2 separate regions of the Homo sapiens genome follow, and region 1 is linked to region 2. Evidence: chromatin loops called from intact Hi-C (ENCODE). Cell type or tissue: B cell. All regions are shown on one strand. Links, peaks and the distances in the headings refer to the core of each region. The heading gives the core; the rest is flanking DNA.

The links. A loop is a pair of places that touch in the nucleus more often than their neighbours do. Peaks named below come from ENCODE experiments on the same cell type or tissue, not always from the same donor. Only the 100,000 strongest peaks of a DNase experiment are listed, where the experiment ranks them.
Region 1: a loop joins it to region 2, with 1.8 times the contacts of the local background. A loop is called at or near these places in 14 of 110 quality-filtered maps.

Annotation. Positions count from the first base shown.
Region 1 is chr10:96,885,878-96,901,985 of GRCh38, reverse strand. All of the region lies in intron 2 of LCOR (ligand dependent nuclear receptor corepressor), which reads right to left. Among named protein-coding and RNA genes, the nearest start is that of LCOR, 62 kb to the right of the region's middle. In B cell, for the core only: no CTCF peak of the experiment used is centred there; no DNase peak of the experiment used is centred there.
Region 2 is chr10:96,837,799-96,853,906 of GRCh38, reverse strand. The region is part of intron 2 of LCOR (ligand dependent nuclear receptor corepressor); the gene reads right to left. Among named protein-coding and RNA genes, the nearest start is that of LCOR, 14 kb to the right of the region's middle. RefSeq lists enhancers at 10,564-11,063, 12,661-12,955, 13,598-14,097. In B cell, for the core only: no CTCF peak of the experiment used is centred there; no DNase peak of the experiment used is centred there; H3K27ac peaks cover 671 bases.

The DNA of each region.
Region 1 (16,108 bases), core at 3,296-11,295, 50 kb before region 2:
AGTATGGACAACATGGTAAAACTCCGTCTCTATAAAAAAGTACAAAAAATTAGCCCAGGGTGGTGGCACACACCTGTAGTCCCAACTACCCGGGAGGCTGACGTGGTAAGATCACTTGAACCCAGGAGGTGTAAGGTGCAGTGAGCCGAGATTGCGCCACCGCACTCCAGCCAGGGCAACAGAGCGAGACCATTGAAAGAAGGTGGACCGATGGACAGATGGAGGAACGGATGGAAGGAAGGAAGGAAGAAATGGCCTAATATTGTATAGTGAAGTGTCAAAGACACATACATAATGAGAAAAAGATTAGAGATGAGGTGGCCAGACGTGCAGTATCTGTAAAATAGGATTTTTAGAGCAAGAAAAGGCAAAGAATGAACGTTTTAAAAATTTAGAAGGAAACAAAAACTTCCTAATGTTGATTACTGACTTGAGTCTTCTTATCTAATGGGCTCCATGAAATACTGGGGCAGCACTAGGGGGTTGGAGGGGAAGCTACACATGTAGACTCTCCTGGTAAAATATCTGAATTTCAACAATAAAAATTTACAAGCTCCAAATATGGAAAATATTTCACTTAATTTTACTTAAAATAAGAGGAAAGAGATTTAGACTACCAGTCATTTCACTGGTAAATGTAAATGCTAAACATGTATGGAGAGCTGGGAATGGTATGTGGTGACACACACCTGCAGTCCCAGTTACTTGGGAAGCTTAAGTGGAAGGACTGCTTGAGTCCAGGGGTTTGACCTGGGCAACATGAGGAGACCCCATCTCTTTTTATTTTATTATTTTTTTTTTGAGACGGAGTCTCTGTCGCCCAGGCTGGAGTGCAGTGGCGTGATCTTGGCTCACTGCAAGCTCCGCCTCCCGGGTTCATGCCATTCTGCTGCCTCAGCCTCCCGAGTAGCTGCGACTATAGGCGCCCGCCACCACGCCTGACTAATTTTTTGTATTTTTAGTGGAGGCGGGGTTTCACTGTGTTAGCCACGATGGTCTCGATCTCCTGAACTCGTGATCCGCCCGCCTTGGCCTCCCAAAGTGCTGGGATTACAGGTGTGAGCCACTGCGCCCGGCCGACCCCATCTCTTAAAACAGAAAAAAGAAAAAAAAAAAAAAGCCTACGAAGCAGTGTTTACAAAATTCTAGAGGAAAAATGAAGACAATGTGTTGCTTATGAATATTGATAAAAGACATTTATAGATATTCTCTGATTTGGGAAGTAGAACAGCCATTCACTCTGGGGGGTAAGGGTTACTCAAAGTAGTTCCATTAAGAAAAATATGATTGGGAATAATGATCTCCTGAAAAGGGAAAAGACTGTTTATATAAAAACTAATGGCAGGCTGCTATAAATACCTTGTCTTTTGATCTCTAATATGTTGTCAGTCTTCATTTTCATACTATTTTTGTTTCTTTTATTCCTTGATTGATCCTATCAGTTTCTTTTTTAGTTTTTTTCTTTTAAAAACCTACTTTGACTTTTTTGTTCTTCTCTATTATATCATTGATTTCATTAAATTTTGCTTTAATTTTTTTCAATTATCCATTTCTTTGGGTTTATTCTATTGCATTTTTGTCTAACTCGTAAGAGATTCATTTACTTATTTTCAGGTTTCTTTTTTTAAAAAAAGAATCAAGTATAGGATGACTTAAAAGAACTAAAATTTTAATTATTGTATATTAAGAGGTAATCTGTGATAAACAAAATGTGGTATATCCATACAATGGAATAAAATTATAATATGGATGAATAAGCCTCAAAACACATTGTGTTAGGTGAAAAAAGGACAGAAACAAAAGACCACATACTATGAGTCCATTGATATAAAATGTACTGAAAAGGCAAATCTATAGATAGAAGAAAGTACATTAGTGGTTTCCTATGGCTGAATGAAAATGAAAAAATAATTGCAAATGGGCAACACATTTCTTTTTGTATTAAGGGAAATATTCTAAAATTAGATGGTGGTGATGGTTGCATAATTCTGTGACTATAATAAAAATCGGTGAACTGCACACTTAAAATAGGTGAATTGTAAGGTATGTAAATTATGTCTCAATAAAGCTGTTTACAAAACAGGTACTCTATGCCTGTTTGGTAAAAATTTGTAATGTTTTAAGAAAATCTGGCCTATTAGAGCCAGCCTTGTAATTCTAATTTAAAATGTATAATTGAACAGCTGATTTAGACTTATGATTTTAAGCCGAAATTTTACTAAGTTTGCATCCTGTATAAGAATACTCACAAAACTTAAGGATGTTTATATTTACAATTTTAAATTATTAGATTTACAAGATTTATTTAAGTATCTAAGGTTTTATTAATCAATATTTACAGAGAAAATAAATTTAATTTATACTTACAGATTTAAATGTTTTAAGAAGTTAAATTAAGATATTTATCAAAAGTTTGTTAAAATTAGTTACAGAATAAGATCTGTATTTAGAGAGAACCAGGTTTTAAGTTTATAAATTTAAATAAAGTGAACATTTAAAAATTAAAAATCAAAATAACTATGCATTACCTTTTCTATTCACAAAGCCATCAAGAATATTATTTTTTAAATCTCACATTTAATAAGAATTAATCAAGTGTTTACATAGAGCTCAGCAGTGTGGGGATACAGGGGTTATGTTTAAAAATATGCCCTGCCGTTAAGATATTTATAATTCTAGTCAAGGAATCAAAATTAACATGCTTTCCCACTACTATGCAGATACTTATAACTCTCCAATCCTTTATCTCTTGCCCTAAGACCAAATTTCTAATTTCCTACTTCATATTATCACCAAAATCTCCTAAATACCTAAAAATGCCCACCAAATCAAAATCATTTTACTCCTTTCCTTCATCTCAATCATAGATTTCGTCTATATTCTGTATTCATTACTAAGAAAATGGCATCACGAACACCTTCCCCCCAAGTTATTCAGGTTAAATAGAGACCTCGGTTAGTCACAATTCTATTCTTTCCATAAATCACCAAGTATTCCGGTCATTGAGTCCTATTCATTTTACTTCAGAAAGATTCCTCCCAATCTGTTCTCTCTTTTCCATCCCTAAATTCAGGTTTTCACTATCTCTTATCTTAACAATTATAATAAATGTCACTCATGTTGATAATAATGACAGTTATCATTAACTGCACCCTTATTTGGTATCAGGCAAGCACTATAGCAGGTGCTTCATGCCCATAACAAAATATTCAAAGGAATACTGTAAAACAAGCACTATTACTACCCAGAATGTGTAAAACAAAACAAAACAAACAACCCTGAAAATCAAAGCAGCTAATTCGTTCCAAACTGCAAAGGCCAATATCTAGATTTAAAACCATTCCTGTGATTCTAAAGCCCAGGCTCTTTTCATTTCATCACACCACCTATTAATAACATCTCTTAATTTTTAATTTATCTTAGTATTCTCCCACACCACCATCTCTACCACCAGAATCCACCCTTCATGCTGCTGCTAAACATCATCCTTTCTAGGTTTTAAAAACATTTGATAGCTTTCCACTGACAATAGTGAAGATTTCAATTTCTGGATGCCATGCATGATCATTATAGGATCTGATCCCAAATTATCTTTTCAGTCTCTCCTGCTACCATATTCTGTATACATACACTATGCTCTGGCCATACTGATCAGTCACAACACATACTGTCAATGCTTCCACGCCACTTGAGCACAATATGTCGTCAGCCTACAATGTTCTTCCTGCAACCCTCAATCTAATTCTAAGGTATCCCCATCTCACCCCATAAGCCCCAGGCAAAGTTAGGAACATCCTCATCAGTACTCAAGTTGTACTATTTATATACCTTTTTTTGGTATTTAATCCGCTAGATTTTCAGCAAAGAACTGGAGTTTATTCATCTTTTAACATCACCCTATACTTTGAACTACCATCCTCAAGTAAGTGCTCAATAAATATTTGTTGGATGAATGCAAACACACTCTTTTTAATTCCTACATCATTATAATTAACTGAGAGGTTGGAGATTTTACAAGGACTCTGTTTTATGTGTCAGGCAAGCTAAAGACTTGAAAAAATAGAAATAAAACAGAAGGGTAACAGATATCTGACCAAACAAAAAAAAAAAAAAAAAAAAGATGGCTTTCTGCTCCAGCTCAACTAAGTTCTCTGTATCTATAGACTAAAACCAGAACATAATTAAGGGCTCTTTTTGCTGGCCCACAAACAGCTTTTGCTGGCCCACAAACAGCAGCAAACTTTTTTTGCGGAAAGCTGTAATCATAGTGAAGATAGAAATAAAACAAAAAAGATAAAGTCCTGAAAAACAATAGTATTAATACATTAAGGAGGGAAAAGAAAGATATACTGAGTAGTTAGAACATTATCAGAATACAGTATTTACATACATAATGCCATAAACAAGATTCAAAGGTATTAAATAAGTTACCAAAATCACAGAGGTAGTGAGTAGCTAGGTCAGATTAAGTCTTTGGAAATCCAGGGGCAGTTCTGTTTCATTTTTTCTAGTATATCAAACTGTCTAGGTTAATCATGCTTAGAAAGAAACCATTTAAATGCAAATCTGAGGTTGATCAGGAATGAGTCAATTACATCAGTTCACAATCCATAGGCCACAATCCGTTTGAAGACCTCTGTCATTACAAGGTCAGTAAATTCATATGAGCACTGTTTGTAAATCAAATAAAAATGTGCTTGCAGATACAGCCACTAACTACTCTTTTTTAACACACCCTGCTACAAACAATAACATATGTATTCATTTAAAAAGCATTACTGAATCCATAATATCTTTTTTACATCACATTTTTTCTCAAAGATACCAAAACTACAAATTACACTGTGAGAGGTAAGCATTCTTTTGGGTTTTTTTTTTTTTTTTGCTTTTCTTTCTCTTTCTCTTTCTCTTTCTCTCTCTCTCTCTCTCTCTCATTCCTTGGGAATAATGGAGTTAACTAAGTAAAAACAAAATTATAAGCTGAATGATTTCCTTCACTTTAGGTAAAATGGAAATTTCTATAGTTGAAAGAACAGAGATAAAAACTAAACTTTGAAAGTTCTTAGGGTTGGAAAGGTGGGGCTTCCTTTTCTATCCCTTCCCATCCTCTCCCTATTCCTTTGTCCATTTACTCTCTTCTTTCCAGAGTTAGCCCCAACCTAGACCTAGCATGCTTGCGGGAGCTTTATACTATTAGGAGATTCATTTACTATCTTCAGTGTGTGGATCTCAATAACTCTAGATTGTTTTAAAATTACTTTGGGCCGAGTATCATGGCTCATGTCTGTAATCCCAGCACTTTGGAAGGGCAGGGCGGGTGGATCACCTGAGGTCAGGAGTTCAAGACCAGCCTGGCCAACATGGTAAAACCCCATCTCTATTAAAAATACAAAAATTAGCTAGGCTTCGTGGTGTGTGCCTGTAGTCCCAGCTACTTGGGAGGCTGAGGCGGGAGAATCGCTTGAGCCTGGGTGGTGGAGGCTGCACTGAGCCAAGATGATGCCACTGCACTTTAGTCTGGGCAACACAGCAAGAATCTGTCTCAAAAAAACAAATGGTAATAATAATAATAATAAATAAAACTAATAAAATTACTTTGCAAGTAATTTACTGAAAAGAAAATAAATTAAAATTTCTCATATTTTCCCCCATTCCTCACAAGCAGTCAACTCTATTTGAGGTATGTATGTCAGTCTAATACATTTGTGAATAAAAAAAGTCAATGACATAAGGTATGACTATACGGTAATAGTGAGATCCCTCCTCAACCCACACGCCTCTAAATACCAGAAATGTCAGTAACATCCATATAAGTGCTACTGTACAAAGCAGCGAAGACAGCATTTAGAGAGCCGAGAAAAAAATTATCTAGGAGGCAAGATTTTTTTTTCTTTTTAGTTTTTAGAGACAGAGTCTCTTTCTGTTGCCCAGGCTGGGTTGTAATGGCACAATCACAGCACACTGTAACCTCAAACTCCTGGGGTCAAGCAATCCTCCTGCCTCAGCCTCCTGAGCAGCTTGGACTACAGGCATGCATCACAACAGCTAGTTAATTTTTAAATTTTTCTTCAGACAGAGTCTTGCTATGTTGCCCAGGCTGGTCTCAAACTCCTGGTCTCAAGCGATCCTTCTGCCTTGGCCTCCCAAAACACTGGGATTACAGGCAAAGGAGGTAACATTTCTGAGCACTCAATGAAGTGAGGGAACAAGCCATATGGAGACACATGAATGTTCTAGGCAGAGTGAACAGCACTGAGGTAGTTAAGGTATGAAGTACGGTATATTGAGAATTAGCAAGAAAGCAGGCATGGTCAGCAAGGTGATTTAAGATGGGAAGTACAAGATAAGGTAAGAGATTTAGAGGTATGATCATACAGTCCACGGTGAGGAGACTGGATTTTGAATTTTAACAGAAATCCACTTAAGTTTTATATCTGGGTAGTGGTAGAGATAAAACAATTAGATATATATTGTTTAAGATTACCAGGTAGCTGTAGAGAACAGATTATTAGATAAAGCATTAGGAGACTATTATGACAACAGCCTTGGCAAGAGATAGGGGTAGCAATGGCGGTAGAGGGTAGTGACCCCATAGAGGGTATACATCAAACATAAAACCAACTTGCTTGATGATGTGCCGATGTGGAATGTGAGGGAAAATGACACTTACACTTTTGGTCTGTGAACTGAGTAAATGGTAGTGTAACTTTCTAGGATGGAGAAGACTGGAGGGTAAATGTTTGGCAGACAGAGATCTAGTTCACTTTGGGGATAAGTCTGAGATGCTACTTAGAAATCAAAGTAGATCTATGAAGAAGGCAATTGGATAGGTGACTTTGAAGTTAAAAGGGAGACACTGAGATGGGGCAATATAAAATTGGGAATCAGTAAAGTACAGACAGAATTTAAAGCTTTAGAACTAGATAAGATCATATTAAGTTAAGGAAAGGAAGCAACAGGACCAAATACTGGAGCATTCCAATGTTTAAAGATTAGAAAGAAAAAGAGACTGAAAATTAAGGTCAGGTCTTTTTTACTGTTCTATCTTTACCATCTAGCAAACAACTTGATGGTAAGTACTCAAAAAATACTAGCTGATCTGAACTATTATATATGGCACTGTTATTGAAATAAAGACATATCTTAACCCACTCCAAATGTCATCCGAGGATTCTGAAAGGAAACAGGTTCCTTTTAATGTAATCAAACACATCTAAATATATCTAATTTATATATTTTAAAAATCATTACTTTTTACCACACTTCTAACACATCATAATATATGGCAGTACAAAAGATAAACCCTCAGTCTGGCCCCAATTGAAGGATATATTAGAAAATTTTAAACTGTACCAATGTTTGAATCAGCTTTCAGATTTATATACAAAATTCTTAATAGTTCTCCCCTGCTCAAAAAGGTTCAATGATTAGCTACTGCCTGCATAATAAAATTCAAACTGCTTAGTCTGGCTTTCAAATTCTTCCAAAAGTGAACCTTTTCAACACTCCTTTTCAATGCCTTTCAATAACAATCTGCTTCTCAAGTAGGCCTTGATTTTCTTTGTCTTGATCCCTCTCTTCACCTTGCTCCTTCTAAAATGTACTCTCAGGCCGGATGCGGTGGCTCATGCCTATAATCCCAGCACTTTGGGAGGCCAAGGTGGTCGGATCACGTGGTCAAGAAATTGAGACATGGTGAAATCCCACCTCTACTAAAAATGCAAATTTTAGCTGGGCGTGGTGGCATGTGCCTGTAGTCCCAGCTGCTCGGGAGGCTGACACAGGAGAATGGTGTGGACCCAGGAGGCGGAGGTTGCAGTGAGCTGAGATCATGCCACCGCACTCCAGCCTGGGTGACAGAGCGAGACTCCATTACAAAAAATAAATAAATAAAATTCTCTCAAATATCAATAGTCTTGATCCTACGTGGTCTTCAAGGCCATAGTTCAAAAGTCCCTTCCAGCTGTTATCTTTCCTCCCAAATGATTCCCAGTATCTTTCACTTTATTTTTCCTTCATTTTCAACATGAATGCACATTTTATGTATCCAACTGAATTTTACATTCACTGTTGTAGTGTAATAGAAGGAGTACTACAACTCTAGGAAGTAAGAGATGTAGTGGTTAAGAATATGAATTACGAAGCCAGGTCACCTGGGTTCAAATATCTGATTCTCTTTTAAAAGCTCTATAACCTTGGACAATTTCTTTTTTTTTTTTTTTTGAAACAGAGTCTTGCTCTGTCACCCAGGCTGGAGTGTAGTGGCGCGATCTTGGCTTACTGCAACCTCCACCTCCAGGGTTCAAGCAATTCTCCTGCCTCAGCCTCCCGAGTAGCTGGGACTACAGATGCCCACCACCATGCCCAGTTAGTTTTTGTATTTTTAGTAGAGACCGGGTTTCGCCATATTGGCCAGGCTGGTCTAGAACTCCTGACCTTGTGATCTGCCTGCATCGGCCTCCCAAAGTGCTGGGATTACAGGTGTGAGCCACTGTGCCTGGCCATACCTTGGACAATTTGTCTTCTTCACACCTCACTTTCCTTGGCTATAAATTTATAACGTGATTAGACAAGTATTTGTAAATTATTTAGAATAGTATCTGAAAGCATATTAGAGATATTATATTATAAAGTGTTAGGAAGCAAAGAAGGCAGAGAGGTTATGTTTTCAGTTTGTTAATGCCTCTTTTGTTCCCTATATGACTTAAAAGACTACATACAACAATAATTATAACTCTGTGTTGATGGACAAACAATGCATAAAGATTTATTGGAGGGGGGAGAGCTATGTAGCAGCAAAGTATTTTATATACTATTGAAACCAAGTTGTTATTAATTCAAAATAGACTGCTACAAATGAAGGTGTTAATTATAATCCCCAGGACAAACACCAAGAAAATAACTATTATGTAGTAAAATAAATGAGAAGGGAATCAAAATGGTACACTAGAAAATATGTAACACAAAAATCAGTCATGGAGGGCTTGAACAAAACTGATATAAGACAGACAGAAAGAAATATAAAATGGGAAATGTTCCTCCTTATCAGCAATTATATTACATGTAAATGGAGTAAAGCCTCCAATTAATAGGCAGAGATGGGCAGAATTAATTTAAAAAGCATTATCCAACAATATTCTGTACACAAGACATTTGCTTTAGATCCAAAGACACAAAGAGGTTGAAGGTGAAAGAAAAGAAAAAGCCCATGCGAACAGCAACCAAAAAAGAAATGGAGTGGCTATACTAGTATCAGACAAAATAGGCACTGCGATGGTCTAACTGTTGGAGTCCCCCCAAAAATTCATATGTTGAAATCCTATCACCTCCAAGGTGATAGGATTAAGAAGTGGGGCCTTTGGAAGGTGATTAAGAAAATAAGGGCAGTGTCCTCATAAATGGGATTAGTGCCCTTATAAAAGAGGCACCAAGAGAGATCCCTCATCCTTTTGTCATGTGAGAACATAGCAAAAAGACAGTCATCCATGAACCAGAAAGCGGCACCTCACCATACCAAATCTGTCTGTGTCTTGATCTTGAACTTCCCAGCCTCCAGAACTGTGAGAAATAATTTTTTTTATAAGCCACTTAGGCAGCCCAAGTGGACTAAGAAAGGCATTAAGACAAAACTACTTAAAAAGACAAAGGACATTATATAATGATAAGAGTCAATCAAGAACATTTAAGAATTAAAAACATATATGCCCCTAACAACACAGCCCCAAATTCTATGAAGCAAAAATTGACAGACTTGAAGGAAGAAATGGCTCAACAATAATAGCTAGAGACTTCAACACCCTACTTTCAATAATGGGTGGTACAACTAAGCAAAAGATACATAAGGAAAAAGAAGACTTAAACAACACCGTTAGGCAACTAGACCTAAAAGACATATGCAGAACACTCCAACCAACACGAGCAGAATACACATTCTTTTCAAGTGCACTGGAACATCCTCTAGGGCAACACGTTAGACCACAAAAAAACTTGCCGTAAATTTCAAAAGACTGAAATCACACAAAGTATCTTTTCCAACCACAATGCAATGAAGTTAGAAATCACTAACAGGAAAACTGAAAAATTTGCAAATATGTGGAAATTAAACAATACATTCTTAAATAGTTACTCAAAAAAGTAACTACAGGCTAGGTGTGGTGGCTCACACCTGTAATCCCAGCACTATGGGAGGCCGAGGCAGGTGATCACCTGAGGTCAGGCGTTCGCAACTAGCCTGGCCAACATGGTAAAAACCTGTCTCTAACTAAAAATACAAAAATTAGTTGGACGTGGTGGCGTGCACCTGTAATCCCAGCTACTCAGGAGGCTGAGACAGGAGAACTGCTTGAACCTGGGAGGCAGAAGTTGCAGTGAACAGAAATGACACCACTGCACTCCAGTGTGGGCGACAGAGACCCTGTCTCAAAAAAAAAAAAAAAAAAAAAAAAAAAAAAAAAAGAGTCAAGACAGAGTAAGACCCTGTCTCAAAAAAAAAAAAAAAAAAAAGAGTCAGAAAAATCAGTATCAATGAACCCAAAATTTCTCGGAAAAAATCAATATTGACAAACCTTTAACTAGACAGACCAAGAAAAAAGAAGAGAGAAGATTCAATTTACTAAAATCAGGAATAAAACTGGGGACATCTTTACAATCTTATAGAAACAGGAAGGATTACAAGAGAATACCATGAACTATTGTATGCCAACAAATTAGATAATCTAGATGAATGGATAAACCTCTAGAAACTACCAAAACTGACTCAACTAAAAAACTGAAAAGACCTATAACAAGTATGAAAACTGTAATAAAACTTCCAACAAAAAAAACCCCAGGACCATATGGCTTCATTGGTGAATCCTACCAAACATTTAAAGAAGAACACCAATCCTTCCTTCAACTCTTCCAAAAAAAGAGAAAAGGGATGAATACTTCCAAACTCATCCCATAAATCTAGTATTACCCTGATAGCAAAGACAGACATCATCATAAGGAAACTACAGACCAATCTCCCTCACGAATAGAGATGCAAGAATCCTCAAGAAAATACTAGCAAACAAAATTTAGCAGCATATGACCATCCATCATGGAATTATCCCAGAGATGCAAGGCTGGTTCAACATACAAAAATCAATCAGTTGAAAAAAAGTCACCATATTAACAGAATAAAGCGGGGAAAAGAGAAACCTGATCATCTCAGTTGACATAGGAAAAGCACTGGACAAAGTCCAACACCTTTTCATGATAAAAACGCTCAACAATCTAGGAATAGAAAGGAGCTTTTTCATAACCCTGGTTATGAAACAGCTAACATACTCAATAGCAAAATACTGAAAGCTTTCCCCTAATATCAAAAATAAGGCAAGGATGTCTGCTCTTACCATTTCTACTCAACATTGTCTAGAAGTTCTAGCAAGGGTGGTTAGAAAAAAGAAAAAGAAATAAAAGGCATCCAAATTGGAAAGACCAAGTAAAACTACTTTTATAGATGACATGATTTTATATATACATAATTCTAAAGAATCTTTCAAAACACCACCATTAACCTAATAAACAGGTTCAGCAAGGTTGTAGAATACAAGATTAGCATAAGAAAATCAGTTTTAGGCTGGGCAGGGGTGACTCACACTTACAGTCCTAGTGCTTTGGGGAAGTAGAGGTGAGAAGATTGCTTGAGGCCAGGAGTTTGAAATCAGCCTGCACAACACAGCCAGACCCCTTCTCTACAAAATATCTTAAAGGTTAGCCAGATGTGGTACGTAGTCCTAGACTGAGGTGAGAGGATCACTTCACTCCAGGAGTTCAAAGTTACACTGAACTAGGATCATGCCACTGCACTCCAGCTTGGGCGACACAGCGAGACTCCATCTCAAACAAAACAAAACAAAACAAAAAAACTACACGCATACAAAGAAAATAACGAGTGCTGGTAAAGGAAGTGAAGAAATGGGAGCCCTCACACATTGCTGGTGGGAATGCAAAACGGCGCAGATGCTCTGGAAAACAAGTTAGGTGTTTCTCAAAAAGTTAAAAATAGAATTACCAAATGACCCAGCATTCCACTCCTAAGTATATACTCAAGAGAAATGAAAACAGGTGTTCAAACAAAAAGTCATACATGAATGTTCACAGCAGTATTGAACAGCAGCATTATTCATAATAACCTGACAGCGGAAACACTCAAATGTCCACCAACTAAAGAGTGGATAAACAAAATGGAGTACAGCCATCCAATGGAATATTATTCAACCATAAAAAAGAACTGTTAAGGACTCAAAGTTTATGTCACTCCCAAAATTCATGTTAACGCCCTAACCCCAGTGTGGCTGTATTTGGAGATGAGGTCTCTAAGGAAGCAACAAAGATGAAATGAGGTCAGAAGGGTGGGTCCCTGATCTGACAGAATTAGTGTCCTTGTTAGGACAGAAACCAGAGAAGGTGCACACACGCTCGAGATCACTTGTGCTACCTCCCTGCATGAGCACAGAGAAACGGCTGTGTGGGGTTAAAGTGAGAAGGTAGCTACCTACAAGCCAGGAGGAGAGGCCTCAGCAGAAACCAACACTGCCGGACCTTGATCTGTACTTCCAGCCTTCAGAACTATAAGAAATAAGTATCTGTGGTTCAAGCCACTAAGCCTGTGGTATTTTGGTTATGGCAACCTGAGCTGACAACATGAATGAATACTGATACGTACAACATGGATGAACTTCAAAAATATGCTAAATGAAAGCCAGACACAAAAGGCCATATATTGTATGATTCCATTTATATGAAATGTCCAGAACAGGAAAATTCACAGACATAAAGGATATTATGGAGGAAATATGGAAATGGAAGTGACTATGTAATAGGTATGGTCTATCTTTTGGGAGGTGATCAAAATGCTATACAATTAGATAGTGGTAATGGTTGTACAACACTTTGAATATACTAAAAGCTCCTGAATTATACACACCTTAAAATGGCTCAAATGGTGAATTTTAGTTTTTTAAAATGGAGTGAAATAACGGAAGATACAACTTGGATTACTCTCAAATACATGTTGAGTGAATGAAGCCAGTCTCAAATGGTTACACAGTGTATGATTCCATTTATATGACATTCTCTAAAAAACATAACTATAGCAAATGAATGGATCAGAGGCTGCCAGAGGTTTTGGGTGGGGCAATTAGAAAAGACAGCACAGGGAACTTCTTGAGGTCATGAAACTATTCTGTTTCTTAGTTGTGGTGTTGGGTATATAAATTTATACATGAGGTAAAATTCATACAACTGTACACAAAAATGGTCAGTTTTACTACAACTTAATTTAAAAAATAAAATTTCTCCTACAAAAAAAATCCATCAGTCTATTTTGCACTTGACCAATGTTTATTTGTAACATCATTACTGGTCATTTGGAAAGCATTAATTCACTGAGGTATGTGCATTTTCCATCACACAATGTAACACCAAAAAAAAATTACATTTGTTAATATCACTACTGATCCTATCAGAAAGGTCTTTTAAGGGAAGTTCTCATGCCCGCAGTAGTGGATTTAAGTTTTCCAATATTCTAATTTTTCTTGGAAGCTGAAATTGACAATATATACTGTTCTTTTTTTTTTTTTTTTTTTTTTTTTTTTGAGACGGAGTCTTGCTCTGTCACCCAGGCTAGAGTGCAGTGGCATGATCTGGCTCACTGCAACCTCCGCCCACCGGGTTCAAGCGATTCTCCTGCCTCAGCCTCCTGAGTAGCTGGGATTACAGGCGGCCACCACCAGGCCTGGCGAATTTTTGTATTTTTAGTAGAGACAGGGTTTCATCATGTTGGCCAGGCTGGTCTCGAACTCCTAACCTCATGATCCGCCAACCTCGGCCTCCCAAAGTGCTGGGATTACAGGCGTGAGCCACCACACCTAGCCCACTTCATTCATTTTTAAGACAATGTTTGCTAAATACTGAAATCTGAATAACCACAGTTTGTCAGATATTCTTCCAAGTAAAATGGTATTCTACGAAAAAAGTAGGCCAGGTGTGGTGGTTCATGCCTGTAATCCCAGCACTTTGGGAGGTTGAGGCAGGTGGATCACCTGGATTCATGAGTTCAAGACCAGCCTGGCCAACATGGTGAAACGCTGTCTGTACTAAAAATACAAAAATTAGCTGGGTGTGGTGGTGAATGCCTGTAATCACAGCTACTCGGGAGGCTGAGGCAGAAGAATTACTTGAACCCAGGAGGCAGAGGTTGCAGTGAGCTGAGATGGCGCCATTGCACTATAGCCTGGGTGAGAGTAAAACTCCGTCTCAATTAAAAAAAAAAAAAAAGTAGCTAGTTTAGCTTGCAACTCAATCACATAAGTGCTTTTATGCATATTTTCCATTGCATTGCATAGAATATTAAGGAGACCCAAGGCTCATGATTAAGTAGTATTTTTTTTTTTTTTGAGACGGAGTCTCACTCTGTTGCCCAGGCTGGAGTGCAGTGGCGTGATCTTGGCTCACTGCAGGCTCTGCCTCCCAGGTTCACGCCATTCTCCTGCCTCAGCCTCCCAAGTAGCTGGGACTACAGGCGCCCGCCACGACGCCCGGCTAATTTTTTGTATTTTTAGTAGAGACGGGGTTTCACCATGTTAGGATGGTCTCGATCTCCTGACCTCGTGATCCACCCACCTCGGCCTCCCAAAGTGCTGGGATTACAAGCGTGAGCCACCATGCCCGGCCAAAGTAGTATATTTTCACTGTTTCATTGTGGGCATTCTTAGGTAAAACTGGCACATGCTCTGAGTGCAAGGCAGTGAAAGACTATAATATCTACTATAAAAGTTTGGTGCCACTGTCTTAATTTGTGGACCAGAGCAATTTTACCCATCATCACTCCTTCCATATCAGAACAACTGTCAACACAGTGCAAAGGGGAAATGACACCTTAATATCATCATGAAAAGAATTCTGACCTTTCTGATCCCTAAGTCTCAGGAACCACCAGGGGCCCAGGGACCACACCTCAGAGACTCTGAAGGATCAAATCAATCCATTTTTGTCACAGGTTTCTTGCTCTATTTATTAAAGTTACAACTAATAGTTACATTTTCAGAATAGTGTAGCATATCTTTAGGTCCCAATTTGCTGAGTAAAAGAGTATAAAGTTATATGATTAGAATACTGGTTTAAAGATAGGAATAAATGGGTACTTTTGACTGGAGATGTGTAAGCAGTAGGATACCTCAGTATCTAGTCTAATTATTCCAAGTGCTCAGGAAAAGATGTAGAGTTTACAGATGGCATTAAAGATTAGACAAACAATCCAGTAAAATCTCTTAAGGTTGAGTAAGTATAAGGTCATGCCATTTAAGGAAAAAACAACCCAAATTAGATTTATACAAGGACCCTAAGCAATCAGCAAGTCCTAAGTGGTGGTGTATATTCTTCTCTGAATCTACAATTATTACAAAGAATGTCAGTACAGCTAAAAGAGAATACTATAAGTTGTTGAACGTTTTTGGGAATAATATTATAAACTAAATAGTATGAGTTAAGAATCCCTAATCGGAAAATCTGAAATCCAAAATACTCCAAAATCTGAAACTTTTTTAGCACGGTCATGATCCTCAAAGGAAATGCTCATTGGAGGATTTCAGATTAGAAATGCTAAACTGGTAAGCATAACTCAAATATTCCAAAATCCAAAATAATTCTGGTTCCAAGCATTTGGGATAAGAGACACTCAACCTGTATATCTCTTATGTGGTGATGAACTGATTACTAAAGTTCTGAGTGCACTTCAACAAAGCAAATATAAAGGACTAGAATGATGTATGACAAAGTCTTTAGCCAGGTACGGTGGCTCATACCTGTAATCCCAGCACTTTGAGAGGCCAAGTGGGGCAGATCACTTGAAGCGAGGAGCTCGAGACCAGCCTGGCCAACATGGTGAAACCTCGTCTCTACTAGAAATAAAAAAATTAGCAGGACATGGTGGCGCATGCCCGTAGTCCCAGCTACTCGGGAGGCTGAGGCACAAGAATCGCTTGAACCTGGGAGGCGGAGGTTGCAGTGAGCTGAGATTGCACCACTGCACTCCAGACTCTGTCTCAAAAAACAAACACAATCTTTAAAATCATTAAGGGAA
Region 2 (16,108 bases), core at 4,897-12,896:
GCATTGGCATTTCCCTGCTTGCATTCATTCTCTCTCCTGCTGCCCTGTGAAGAGGTACCTTCTACCATGAATGTTAAGTTTCCTAAGGCCACTCCAGCCATGACAAACTGAGTCAATTAAACCTCTTTTCTTTATAAATTACCCAGTCTTGGGTATTTCTTCATAGCAGTGTGAGAACAGACTAAAATACGTGGTAACAGGCCCAAGCTATCCTGCTGAAGGTGAGAAACGTAGAACAGAGACTAGTTGCCCCAGTTATCCCAACTTAGGTCAACCTACATCAGCCAAATCACCCCAGACATGGAGCAAGTCCAGCCAAAATCAGCAGAGCTGCCTAGTCAACAACAACACAGCTGACTACATGAGCAAGCCTAGACCAGATTAGCTGAACCTCAAACTCTTGAGTTCAATAAATGCTTCTAGTTATACATCACTAAGGTTTTGTGATTGATAAGCACCATTACTGTGACATCAGGTAACTGAAACACTATCTTATTTTGGTAGGTGAATAAAGAAAATAATTTTTATTCTTCCGTTTATGATGTTAAAAGGTGACAACAGGCTGGGTGCAATGGCTCACACGTGTAACCCCAGCACTTGGGAGGCTGAGGCGGGCAGATCACTTGAGGTCAGGAGTTCAAGAGCCTGGCCAACGTGGCAAAATCCCATCTCTACTAAAAATACAAAATTAGCTGTGCATGGTGGCACGTGCCCATAATCCCAGCTTCTCAGGAGACTGAGGCAGGAGAATCGCTTGAACCCGGAAGGTGGAGGCTGCAGTGCGGTGAGCCAAGATCACACCACTGCACTCCAGCCTGGGCAACAGAGCGAGACTCCACCTCAAAAAAACACAAAAGGTGACAACAATAACAAAATAAAGTGTATTCCTATTATCATTACAAATTTACTATTCAAGCATACCTTTAAAACTGTTAGAAATGGAGAACCAATGTTTAACTTCAACAAAGTTTAGATGTTTTAAAATGTTTTAAGTTCATAAATAATAGAGAAAATGAGAAGAGACAAAGCTACTCACATTATAACAAAATGAAATTGTTTTATGGAAGTCATATAAACAATGATACAAAAATAGAGGCAAAATAGTCACTAAAAAAAGACTTACTGACTATATTTCATCATGGAACTCTCCTTCTAGTTAATTTCACTCCCTTAACTATCACCACCACCATTGCTTCTACTTCTACCATTGCTTCTACTTCATGGAGCTCTATCTCCATGGGCTTCTGAAGAAGCCTGTTTCCCTAGAATAAAATAGATATACAGGTTGAGTATCCCTTATCCAAAATACTTCAGACCAGAAGTGTTTCAGGTTTAGGATTTTGTTCAGATTTTATAATATTTGCATATACATAATGAGATATCTTGGGGATGGCACACAAGTCTAAACACAAGATTCATTTACGTTTCATATGTGCCTTATACACATAGCCTAAAGATAATTTGTCGGTTTTTGTTGTTGTTTTTTGAGATAGGGTCTCACTCTGCCACCCAGGCTGGAGAGCAGTGGTGCATCTCAGCTCACTGCAACCTCCGCCTCCTGGGCTCAAGCAATCCTCCCACCTCAGTCTCCCAAACAGCTGGGACTACAGGCATGCGCCACCAGACTGGGCTAATTTCTTTTAAAAATTTTTTGTAGAGACAAAGTCTCACTATGTTTCCCACACTGGTCTCAAATTCCTGGGCTCAAGCGATCCTCCCACCTGAGCCTCCCAAAGTGCTGGGATTACAGGCATGACCCAATGTGTTTGGCCTAACCTAAAGGTAATTTTATACAATATTTTTTAAATTTTGTGAATGAAACAAAGTTTGTATACATTGAAGCATCAGAAACCAAGATGTCACCTTCTCAGCCACCCATGTGGACAATGTATGATTGTGTGGCATTAGCATCATTCCTGACTCTCAATTTATATGCTACCAATAAGCAACCTTATTCTTACACTTATTCACACATAAGGACTTAACATTAAAAAATATGACATACCATTAATACGTGAGAAAATAATGTGTTTGGGGTAACTAAGAGCACAGGAGCATCACCAGAATACCTGAATCAACTGTTAAACAACAACAACGTCAGGCTTTCAGTCTCCATCTACAATGCTATGTTCTCACTGAAAAATTACTGAACACTGTATTTATTTTGGGGGGTGAAAAGAAACATCAGAAGCAGTTGAGAGACCCAGAAGTGGATCCTCTAAGAATGTGGAGGAATTCTTCTGGATGGCTTTTTTAAAATGTTTGCTCCAGAGTCATCTGCCTCATTCACAACATTTTCTGTCTTAGAAGTCTTTCTTCAATTTCATAAACTGACATGATTTCACCATGTTCTCTCTCTGATTTTAAACACTGACATGATTTTACCACGTCATCCACAGGCACTTTTTCGGCAGTGTTAACATCACCATCTTCATCGTCACTATAATCACAATCATCTTGATTCATGGCATCCTTCATGCTAAAACTTCGTTTGAAAAGCTTCCACACCCACATCTCTGTTCACTGCTGCTAGTGTGCTGCTGAAGAACGTGTTTAATCTTATTTTATTTACTCTTCATTCATCTAAGGATACCCTGGTTACACGGTTGAATTAAGTCACATTTGGGGAAAAGTACATGGCATAAACATTTCTGATGAGAATTTCAGCTGGAGGATGACAACAGTTATCAAGGAATAAAGAATCCTGCAGTCATCATCCAGTCCAGCTTCCCTGCAGTAAGCATGAGCAGTAGTACAGAATGCTTGTGAAACCAATCAGAAAAGATGTCCCTCGTGATCCACGCCTTTCTGTTAGCGTAATAATGGACTGGTAAGAAATTCACTCCTTGAAAACAGCAAAGATACAAGCTTTTGCCTATTACATCAAGTTTACTCTTATGCATGCCTGCTGCATTATTAGCACATTCCAGAACAGTTATTCTGTCCTTGGCATCCTTACTGCCTACAGGGGCCTTTGCATCAGCTGTAGTCAGTATCTTTCTGGAGCAATAATGCCAGAACAGTGATGTTTCATCAGCATTACAGGCTTGTTCTGGCATCAGATTGTCATCAGTGATGACCCTAGAAAATCTGTCAATAAATTTCTCTGCTGCTCCATGATCAGCAGATGGTTCAACACAAATCTTTTAAAATTTAGTAAGCCCAGCACAGTCGCTCATGCCTGTAATCCCAGCACTTTGGGAGACAGGTGAGAGGACTGCTTGAGCTCAAGGGTTTGAGAACAGCCTGGGCAACATAGCAAGACCTGGTGGCATGTACCTGTAGTCCCATACTCAGGAGGCTGAGGTGAGAGGATCACTTGAGCTCAGGAGATCAAGGCTGCAGTGACCTATCATCACACCATGCACTCCAGCCTGGGTGACAGAGATGCTGTCTCAAAAAAATAAATAAATAAAAAATAATAATTTAATGCCATATCTCTTCTTAAATTTCTGCAACCAGCCTGTTGAACATTCACAGTTCACTTCAATTTTCAGTTCATCATGCTTGATCTTTCTTTTTAAATATGGGGTCTCACTATGTTGTCCAGACCAGTACTGAACTCTTGGGCTCACATGATCCTCCCACCTCAGCCTCCCAAAGTGCGAAGATTACAGGCGTGAGCCACTGCGCCCGGCCTTGATCTTTCCGCTTCATGACAAGCATACCAGTAAGTGGCATGTGTTCACTGTGATGCTGATGGATCTACTCTTTCAAGATCTAATCAAGGTCATTTTCAGCTTCATGCAGTGCTTTTCTATTTTTTACTAACTTCTGCCCATCACTTTCAACCTAGAACTTTAATAATTTATCCTACTGTATTTTTCAGGTCATATATACAGTGGTCATTCCAACAACATACTCTTCTGTAAGACATTTCAGACATCACTGTCAGTTTTTCCAACAGCTTGACTTTCTTTGCTAGTAATGCTTTCCCTTTTTCTTATTTGTTTTACCCACAGGGATATCTGCAGGACTTTCTGACAATTCCAACAATATCTTCACGTCAGAGAGCAGAGAATAAGCAAAAAAAAAAAAAAAAAAAAAAGTGAGTGACACACAGAGGTCTTGGTCCCATCATGGGGCATCATGGGGATCCTGCCACTGACACATCTGGTCTGCACACATGCCATCTTATTACGCTTTGAGGGCACACTTGCTTGGGGCAATCTGGGCATATATAGAAAAGATGTATCTCAGCTGAAAAGCACCGGGAGGATGTTTTTTCCCTTTGGGGACACTGAATAAACTGTATGTTGTGCACCTGCATTTTGACTCCAACCCATCACATAAGGTCGAGTGTAATTATCCACTTATGGTGTTACTTCGGTGTTCAAAAAGTTTCAGATTTTGGAGCGTTTCAAATTTGGGATTTTCAGATTAAAGACGCTCAACCTGGCTGGGCGTGGTGGCTCGCGGCTGCAATCACAGCACTTCGGGAGGCCGAGGCGGGCCAATCACCTGAGGTCAGGAGTTCAAGACCAGCCTGGGTGACATGGCAAAAACCCTGTCTCTACTAAAAATACAAAAATTAGGCCGGACGCAGTGGCTCACGCCTGTAATCCCAGCATTTTGGGAAGCCAAGGTGGGTGGATCACGAGATCAGGAGATCGAGACCATCCTGGCTAACACAGTGAAACCCTGTCTCTACTAAAAATACAAAAATTAGCCAGGTGTGGTGGTGCACACCTGTAAGTCCCAGCTGCTAAGGAGGCTGAGGCAGGAGAATCACTTGAAGCCAGGAAACGGAGGTTGCAGTAAGCTGAGATTGTGCCACTGCACTCCAGCCTCGGCTATAGAGGGAGACTCCGTCTCAAAAAAAAAAAAAAAAAAAAAAAAAAAAAAGACAATTAGCCAGGTGACAGAGAGGATCTGTCTCAAAAAAAAAAAAAAAACATTTTCAACTCATATACACTTATTTTTAAAAATTAATTCAGTTTCTTGATAGTTTCAAAAACATAGATCTATTTATTTTATATGCACAAAAACAAGGAAAAAGTATAAAGAAAAGATAGAAATATATTAAATGAGGAAGAAAGGTGAATGAAAAACTGTTATCATCCAAAAAAGCTAACCATTCCTGAAAGAATATTCCTGGCAGAATCCTAGCCTGTGTTTTTGAACAAAATAACTGAACATCCTGTATAATAATCTTCAGATGCAATAATCTGAAGATCCTCAGATTCTGCCATCTGAGAACATCCTTTCAGCATCCAGTTTTTATTTTTTGTTGTTTTGTTTTGTTTTTGAGATGGAGTTTCACTCTTGTTGCCCAGACTGGAGTGCAATGGCGCGATCTCAGCTCACTGCAACCTCCGCCTCCCAGGTTCAAGTGATTCTCCCACCTCAGCCTCCTGAGTAGCTGGGATTACAGATGCCCGCCACCACAACCGGCTAATTTTTGTATTTTTAGTAGAGACAGAGTTTCACCATGTTGGTCAGGCTGGTCTCCAACTCCTGACCTCAAGTGATCCACCTGCCTCGGCCTCCCAAAGTGTTGGGATTACAGGCGTGAGCCACCATGCCCAGCCCAGCATCCGGTTTTTAAAGTGTGGTTATTTTAAAATCTAAAATCAAAATATAACAGTAACAGTTATCACTATGTCATTGCTTATACTTCTGTTCCTGAGTCACAGAAACTACAGATTGGCAGCAGCATGATATAACAAGAGAATTTTCCTGTTTCTTAACACAGCTTATATTCTTAACATTCTTTCCTAGTTGTAACTGGATATATATTCACATTCCTCAAAATAGTTGATTTGATCTGGATCATTTCTTAAAAAATATCTGACAAAATACAGGCTGACTTAGGTATAGTAATTACTAAGAGCATTCTTACCTAAACAACTTCATATGGTTTTAAGAAATAATTTATACTGAGTAATATCTGAGAAGTAACATACAAACACTTTTCAACCATTTAACAAAAACAAACCTGCCACTTTTTCCAAAATAAAGTTTAAGTCCTCAGGAAAAGGGGGGAAAAAAGGCAAAAACCGGGTCTTCAATCCTCTGCTATCTTGCCCATGCCACAGTGTCAGTTTCTTTCTTTTTACGTTAACTACAGAACACTCTTCTCCATTAATTTACATTCTCTTGCTTTTAAAAGATCAAAGTTTGTAGGTAATTCAATCTTTTTAATAGTTTTAGTACTTTTGACCAGGCTGGGAGGGGTGGTTCACGCCTGTAATCCCACCACTTTGGGAGGCCAAGGTAGGCAGATCACCTGAGGTCGGGAGTTAAGAGAACAGCCTGACCAACATGGAGAAACCCTGTCTCTACTAAAAATACAAAATTAGCCAGGCGTGGTGGCACACGCTTGTAATCGCAGCTACTCGGGAGTCTGACGCAGGAGAATTGCTTAACCTGGGAGGCGGAGGATGCGGTGAGCCGAGATCGTGCCATTGCACTCCAGCCTGGGCAACATTAAGAGCAAAACTCTGTCTCAAAAAATAAATAAATAAGTAAGTAAATAAATAAATAAATAAATAAATAAAATACTCTTGACCAAATAACTCATTCAGGACTGTTACCGTGTGCTTTTTTTTTTTTTTTTGAAAAATTAAGTCACACATAAATTTCTATTATAGCTTCTGGTAACTCCTTCCTAAAAGTCTTCTCAGCTAATGTGGAAAATTCTAGCTTCTCTTTTCATTTTTTGAGACAGGGACTGGCTCAGTCACCCAGACTGGAGTGCTGCGGCATGATCATGGCTCACTGCAGGCTTGACCTCCCAGGCTCCAGCAATCCTCTCATGTCAGCCTCCCAGGTAGCTGGGACCAACAGGCTCGCAATACCGCATGTGACTAATTTTTGTATTTTTTGTAGAGACGGGGTTTCACCATGCAGCACAGGCTGGTCTTGAACTCCTGGGCTCCAGCAATCCTCCCACCTCGGTCTCCCAAAGTGCTGGAGCCACTGCCCCCAGCCTGATTTCTCTTTTCTATCTTTACTCCATTTATCCACTTACATACCTTTACCTTTCACCAATAAAATGTACTAATCTTTGATATGGATATGTTACATAAAGTTAAGCAGAAGTTCTTCTCCTAAGGAGAAGGGGACCAAAGGGAAGGTTCTCTTTTAGATAAGATTGTACATTTGCAGCCATAAGCCATGGGTCTTTTTGAAACTGTTTTCAGTAGATGTATGGGGGTTTCTCAGTATATGTCTATTTATTTTAACATGCCAGAATCTATTTTAATAAAAACTATACAATGAAAAGCTATACACAGTAAATATATACGCAAATAAAAACTGGTTATACAAGTCTCACAAAGGAAATAGCTTTATCACTTTACTCATACCTGTTTGCTTTATTTTGATTTGTTTTGTTTTAAGAAGCCAGTACAGACAGGCACAGTGGCTCATGCCTGTAATCACAGCATTTTGGGAAGGCTGGGATGGGAGGATCACTTGAGCCCAAGAGTTTAAGACTAGCCTGGGCAACATAGGGACACCCCATCTCTAGAAGAAAAAAAAAATTAGCCAGGCATGGTGGTACACACCTGTGGTCCCAGCCTCAGGAGGCTCAGGTGGGAGGATTGCTTGAGCCTGGTAGGCTAAAACTGCAGTGAGCCTAGAATGCACAACTGTACTCCAGCCTGAGTGACAGAGCAAGACCCTGTCTTAATTTAAAAAAAGAAAAAAAAAAACTTAAAGCCAGTACAACAAAATTCCAGTTTTGTTTTTGTTTTGAGATAGAGTCTTGCTGTGTAGTCCAGGCTGGAGTGCAGTGGTGCAATCTCGGCTCACTGCAACCTCCACCTCCCACATTCAAGCAATTCTCCTGCCTCAGCCTCCCGAGTAGCCAAGATTACAGCTGTACACCACCATGCCCAGCTAGTTTTTGTATTTTCAGTAGAGATGGGGTTTTACCATGTTGGCCAGGCTGGTCTCAAACTCCTGACCTCAAATAATCTGCCTGCCTTGGTCTCCCAAAGTGCTGGTATTACAGGCGTGAGCCACAATCCCCGGCCAATCAAATCATTTTTAAAAGACATATTAGCTCTATTAAACATTCATAGAAAAATGACCAGTGTAAAGGTTTTTCTCAGTAACAATGACCAAAGATTATGGACTTCTTGATGCTCACCCATAATTACAGTATTTTACTGTAATCAGATAAGCCCATTTTGGCCGGGTGCGGTGGCTCACACCTGTAATCCCAGCACTTTGGGAGGCCGAGGCGGGTAGATCACGAGGTCAGGAGATCGACATCATCCTGGCTAACACGGTGACACCCCGTCTCTACTAAAAATACAAAAAATTAGCCGGGCGAGGTGGCGAGCACCTGTAGTCCCAGCTACTGGGGAGGCTGAGGCAGGAGAATGGCATGAACCCCGGGGGGCAGAGCCTGCAGTGAGCCAAGATCACGCCACTGCACTCCAACCTGGGCGACAGCGAGACTCCGTCTCAAAAAAAAAAAAAAAAAAAAAAAAAAAAAAAAAAAAAGGATAAGCCCATTTATAAGAGGCAAACTTTGTCAGCTTCTTTACTAGATGAATAAAAATTCACATAACCTAACACACAGGAAATTAGTGTTTATATCATTCATGGTGCAACAAAAGAGCCACATTTGAAATGTGAAATACTCATAAACACCGACGTTCCCCTCATTTTTTCTTACTGAAGGCAAGAACCTTCACATTTTATTTTGATGGGAATTTCTCCTTATTACCTTTGTCACAACGTCTTCCTGTGCCTGCTAGTAATCATTTTGTCTAAGACCAATGATGTATGAGTTATCATCTTTTTTTAAGTTGATTTTTAAGCTTTTATTCATTTTTTAAATTTATCCAATTTCTTCTTCTCCTTCTCAGTAATTACACACTACTCAGCAACTTCCTTTTCTGTCACACAATTTAAAATATTGCCAGCTAAACTAAATTTAAGTCACAGAAGGTTGGAAGTGAAGAAAAGGCATTTGGCTAGATTCAGGAGTCCTGAATCCTGACCTCAATCTGCTTTAACCTGTTTGCCCCTCCACCACCACCCCACACTTCCTTGAGGTCTCTGGGAAGAATATCAATAGAAGAAAAGGCCAAGCAGCTACACTGTTAAAAGGCCTTTGTTACAAACTCCTATGAATTAGGCTGGTCTACACAGAAGACTCTGTAGGCGTAGAATCAGTATCACTCAGATACCCTCTGCTGCCTTTCCCTCTCCTAAGCCTACGCTCCAATCTCAGTTAATGGTGAAGAATGGCCAGTTGAACAAGATAAGAAGGAAAATTAAGCCAGTGGAAACATTCAGCTCAGAAACTCATTTAGCTAACAAAACTAAAAAATCAAAAAGAAAAAAGGAAACACAAATAGGACTGTGACAGCTGAAGAGAAGGAGGCAAGGTATTCTAGTCAAAGCCAGAGAACAGAAAATGAATAGAATAAACTCCTGTTTATGGTAAGATTATGGGTAGAGAAACCAAAATACCTTAATGTAACATAAAGCACATAAGCAATCAGTAATTAGAAACAAAGACGGGCAACTTAATGGAAATTCTAAAAGAAGGGCATATGCATAATGCTGAAGATTGAAGAAAACTGGGTAACAAAGCAAGACCCCGTCTTTACAAAAAATAAAAATATTAGCCAGGCACCATGGAGTATACCCATAGTCCCAGCTACTAGGGAGGCTAAGGCAGGAGGATCAGTTGAGTCCAGGAGTCGGAGGCTGCACTGAGTTAGGATCATGCCACTGCACTCCAAGCCTGGGTGACACAGTGACCCCTGTCTTGGGGTGTGTGGGGGTACAGGAGGGGAGGGAGGGAGGGAAGGAAGGGAGGGAGGGGGGAAGGAAGGGAGGGAGGGAGGGTGGGAAGGTAGGTAGGTTAAAGAGCATAAAATTTTGATTTCCAATCCCAGGTCTACCACATTTTAGCTGAGTGATTACGAATCAAATCTGTAATCTCCCTAAATCTGTTTCCCCGCCTGTAAAACAGATGTTAACAACATCAAAGGTCTCTTGTCTGTCACACAGTAAATGCTCAACATATGGTAGCTTTTAAGAAACATTACAAGTAAACAAAACAGAAGCAAAAACTTCTCCATATTTAAATGTCTTATTTATTTCTTTAAACTTATGAACCACTTGATGGGGATGCGAGGTGGGAAAAGGAAGATGGTGCCATACAAAAGGATACAACCAAGATTCAATACTAAATATGGTGTCTGGAATTTGCTCCAAAATAATTCAGTTAGGGATGAAACAAGAATAGCCATTAGTTGATGTAGCTGGGTGTTTGTTCACTGTACTATTCTACTTTTCTGTATGTTTGAAGTTTTCCAAACTAAAAGATTTATTTTAAATTCCTTTCCCTTTAAATGATATGGCTGGACAAGAAAACAAGTTACGTCATCCTTTCTAGCTTTGATAAATACTGAATCGAAAAAAAGGTAAAAGAGAACAGGATAATATCCAGTGGGCAGATATAAGGGTAAATACCTACAAACAACCTAGAAAATACGCTTGCATTGGGCCAAAGACACTTATGCCTGTAATCCCAGCACTTTGGGAGGCTGAGGCAGGAGGACCACTTGAGGCCAGGGGATCGAGACAAGCCTGGGCTACATAGCAAGACCTCATCTCTACCAAAAACAAAACAAAACAAAAACTAGCCAGGCATGATGAAACATGCTGCATTCCCAGATACTCCAGGGGCTGAGGCAGGAGGATCACTTTGACCCCAGGAGTTTGAGTTTACAGTGAGCTATGATCATGCCGCTGCATTCCAGCCAGGGAGACAGAACCAGACCTTGTCTCCAAAAAAACAAACAAAACATGCTTGCATTGACTGGAAGGAAGAGGAGTAGCCAGGTAAAAGTTCACAAATATCCATGCAATGGCAACAATAAAAAAACGTGAAAAACAAGAGATCATCAAACTGAATCTGTGCATGACTCAATTTAACAAATTCAACATTCGCTTCCTCTACATACAATGTATACTTATTTCAAAAATTTGTATAAACTAGGGGCGGGCCATGATGGCTCACACCTGTAATCCCAGCAATTTGGGGGGCCAAGGTGGGTGGATCACTCACAGTCAGGAGTTCAAGACCAGCCTGGCCAACATGGTAAAACCCCTCTCTACCAAAAAAAACAAGAACTAGTGGGCTGTGGTGGCATATGCCTGTAATCCCGGCTACTCGGAAGGCTGAGGCAGAAGAATCACTTGAACCTGGGAGGAAAAGGATGCAGTGAGCCGAGATCACACCACTGCACTCCAGCCTGGGTGACGGAGCCAGACTCAGTCTCAAAAAAAAAAAAAAAAGAAAAGAAAAGAAAAAAAAGCAAGCTTTTTAGAAAATTTTTGTATCAACTGATCATTCTAAACGTACCAGAGGAGCCTGTTACTATATTAAATCAGATATGAATTATGTTGTAAAGTGAAACAGATGTCTTTGTGGTAAATTCACATTTTCACATGTGGAATTTTCTTTTATCAAGTAGGATACATTCTATAGATCCCTTTAGTTTCTCTTTCCTATTTATGTATGTATGTATGTATTTTGAGATTGAGCCTTGATCTGTCACCAGGCTGGAGTGCAGAGGCGCAATCTCGGCTCACTGCAACTCCACCTCCCGGGTTCAAGCGATTCTCCTGCCTCAGCCTCCCAAGCAGCTGGGGCTACAGGTGCATGCCACCACACCCGGCTAATTTTTGTATTTTTAGTAAAGATGGGGGTTTCACCATGTTGGCCAGGACGGTCTCGATCTCTTGACCTCGTGATCCACCCGCCTCGGCCTCCCAAAGTGCTGGGATTACAGGCATGAGCCACTGTGCCTGGCCTCTCTTTCCCTTTATACTGTGAGTTTAGGAAAGGTAAAGCATGCTTTTACCTTCTGCAAAACTCTAAAAAATCACGTACTAAGAGAACTATACACAATAATCATTTTTTGATAATGATAAAATGATTCAGATTTTATGAAAAATAAGCTAATCATGAGATCAAAAACAACAGTCACAGACTATCTAGTATTATGAGTAAAAATAATAATGCTCTGGCCGGGTGGAGTGGCTCATGCCTGTAATCCCAGCACTTTGGGACGTTGAGGTGGGAGGACTGCTTGAGTCCAGGAGCTCGAGACCAGCCTGGGCAGCATAATGAGACCTCATCTCTATATTTTTTTATTATTTATTTATTTATTTATTTTTTAAAACAACAGGCTTTCCAATAATAGCAATTATCATGGGAAATAATACTGGTGTTCACAACATCTTCTAATCCAAAAAGAAAGTCTTGGCCAGGCGCGGTGGCTCATGTCTGTAATCCCAACACTTTGGGAGGCCAAGGTGGGCAGATCACTTGAGGTCAGGAGTTCGAGACCAGCCTGGCCAACATGGTGAAACCCCGTCTCTACTAAAAATACAAAAATTAGCCGGGCATGGTGGCACACACCTCTAATCCCAGCTACTCGGGAGGCTAAGGCAAGATAATTGCTTCAGCCTGGGAGATGGAGGTTGCAGTGGGCCGAGATTGTGCCACTGCACTCCAGCCTGGCTGACACAGCAAGACTGTCTCAAAAAAAAAAAAAAAAAAGTGTAAGTTTTCTAGAAAGTATTAAATGTGTCATGCAGATATATAAGATGGTGATACCATTAATACATTTTCTGATACTTTCTGCTTTCTGTTATTTTAAAGAGTTAATTATTCATCTAGATTACTGCACATTTAAAAAATTCTTGTGAGACAACTATATGTTTCTAAGTAATCCCCTTCACCTCTGTAAACAACTGTGATGAACTTCTCTTTTTTCCTGAGACAGGGTCTCACTCTGTCCCTCAGGCTAGAGTACAGTGATGCAATCATGACTCACTGCATCCTCGACCTCCTGGGCTCAAGCGATCCTCCCACCTCAGCCTTCCGAGTAGCTGGGACTACAGGTACACAAAACCACACACAGCTAAAGCTAATTTTTGTATTTTGTGTGGAGACAAGGTTTCACCATGTTGCCCAGGCTTGTCTCCAACTCCTGGGCTCAAGCGACTTGCCTGCCTCAGCCTTCCAGTGTGCTGGAATTACAGGCGTGAGCCACCTGGCCTGTGATGGACTAATTTTCAATGATTCAGAAGTTATAACAAACGCTGCTTTACTTCAAATGGTATTGTTATAATAGTTTTTAATACAATTGTAAGGCACAACTGAGTAAAATTTATTTTTTGTCTTTAAGCTCTAGAAAACATTTAAAGTCTAAAGAAAAGTCCCTTTAGACAGGTCTAGACCAGGAGCAGTGGCTCATGCCTGTAATCCCAGACCCCATCTCTATTTTTCTTTAATCTAAATTTTAAAAAATATATAGAGAGGAAATTTTAAAATAGACATGTCTGAAGCATATTAATTTCTAGTCTCCCAATACCAAATTTGAAACGTTAGTCTAAACCCTAGTTACAGCCATCATTTTTTTCTTTTAGCAAACCCTGACGTATCCTGCTCTTATACTAACAAATGCACATTACACATGACAGGATCCTTCTATTACCCTCAATTATAAGAACTTCATTATAGTAAAGATACAACAAATACTAGTTTTTACTATGTAAAATTCACTGGCTTGCACAATAATGAATTCAGAAAAATGATTAAGTGATATGCTAAAAGAATCTACAACTCTCTTTATCAAAAAGTAGATTAAAACATGAAACAAAGGAATAAAAAGAAGACCAAAAATCATTAGAAGATGCCACTCATTACTACACAGCTTTCCTAACTTGACCCTCACAATCCATTAAGCAAAAGATTCTTAAATTCGGCCATCTACCCCATAAGATACTTAGTTTCATCCTTAAGACATCATTATACCTGACACTTTGTAACAGACCAAACCTAACCAATTCAAAAATCAGAGAAACCAAGAATCAACGAAATTCAAACAAACACTTTAAAAACAGTATATTTAACTTAGCACCAGGAAACAAAATATAAACCAGGGGTGGTGGCTCACACCTGTAATCCCAGCACTCTGGGAGGCCAAGAGAGGCGGAACGTCAGGAGTTTGAGACCAGCCTGGCCAAAAGGGTGAAACCCTGTCTTTCCTAAAACTACAAAAAAATTAGCTGGGTATGGTGCCACCCGCCTGTAATACCAGCAACTAGGGAGGCTGAGGCAGGAGAATTACTTGAACCTGGAAGACAGAGGTTGCAATAAGCCATGATCACGCCACTGCAGTCCAACCTGGGCAACAGAGCCAGACTTCGTCTCAAAAAAAAAAAGCAAGAAAAAATATATTGTATAACTTGTCAGATGTCTGGGTTTTTATAAAATGCAAACAAAAAAAATGTAATCTTAAATTTCAAAAATACTGCTAGTGAGATTCCTCTCACTACCCAAATTCTCACTAAACTCAGAAATGGAACAGATTCATTCAAAACATTTGTGACAGGGCAATATAGAGCAAAGGTGTCCTTCTCTATCCAAACTCTTGCAAATGGAGTTGTAATCCCATAGTACTGGGATTACAGGTGTGAGACACCGCACCTGGCTTTTCTTGAGAATTCTATTTCGTTCTATTACTACGCTCCTTATTCTCTTCATAAGGTATCCTGCAGTTTAGCTTTTGTTACAGTGTATCTGGTCATGTATTGATCTGTATTTGTTCTTAAATGGGGAGTATGAGAAAAAATATCTGCAAAGCATACACTGTAAGTATATCCAGAATATATACACAATTCTTACAATTCAACAATAAATAATAACCCAATTTTAAAAATGGGCAAGGGATCTGAATAAATGTATCTCCAAAGGTATGCAAATGGCCAACAAGCACATGAAAAGATGCTTAACACACTGTTAGGAAAATGCAAATCAAAACCACAATGAAATATAACTTGTCTTATTTTTTTGTATTTATTTCTTGTTTTTTTGAAATACGACTTCATACCCACTAAAATAGCTATTATATAATCAAAACAGATAACAACAAGTGTTGGAGTGGATGTGGATAAACGGAACTGTCATACAGTACTGATGGGAATGTAAAATACCGTAGCCACTTTAGGAAACAATTTGGCAGTTCCTACGAAATTAAAACAGTTACCACATGACCCAGTAATTCCATCCTAGGTACATACTCAAGTGAACTAAAAACAAATGTCCACACAAAAACTTGTACACAAATATTCAGAGAAGCATCATCCATAATAGCCCCGAAGTGGAAACAACCCAAATATCCATCAACTGATTAACGGATAAACAAAATGTGGTATGTCCACACAATGCAGTGTTATTTAGCCATAAAAGAAACAAAGTGCTGATAATGCTACAACATGAATGAATCTTAAAAACATTATGCTAAGTGAAAGAAGCCAGGCACAAAAAGCCATATATTGTATGACTCCAATTACATGCTATGTCCAGAATAGACAAATCCACAGAAACAGAAAACAAATTATAGTAGCTGCCAAGAGCTGGATCATAGGAAGAACGGAATGTGGAACTGCCTATGGATGTGGGGTTTCTTTTTTAGGAAATAAAAATGTTTTGAGGGTGGGTGTGGTGGCGCACACCTGTAATCCCAGGACTTTGGGAGACTGAGGCAGGAGGATCACTTGAGCCCAGGAGTTCAAGACCAGCCTGGGCAACATGGCAGGACCCCACTGCTGAGAAAAAATAAAAATAAAATGTTCTGGAATTAGACAGTGATGATATATGTACAACCTTGTATTTGAAATAACTGAAACCCACTAAGTTGTTATGGTATGTAAATTATATCTCACTTAAAAAGTGAAAAAAAATTCAAGGTATGGACCACTGTACTTGGGATACTTGCTGAATACAAGAATGGTCAATAAAATGAGCTAATGGTTTATATTGGATTTTTACCCCCAGAGCAATGTGCAAGTGTATAGAATAGTAAAAGGAATTTAAAAATAAACACAGATAGACTAGAAAATAATTTATACAGTAGTGATGTTGAGTTTTTCATTTGAAACTATGAAAAGTAACAGCTTTGCTTATTTGCATCTATCCAATATCACAAACTGAGATTCCACACAACAGATGGACAGACTTACGGGAAATATGAATTAAGAGAGAGGTTCAGAGGCACATCGAAACAAATCAAGCCCCTCTACTGAGCTTTCCGAGCTAGACTGCAAGCCAGGGAAG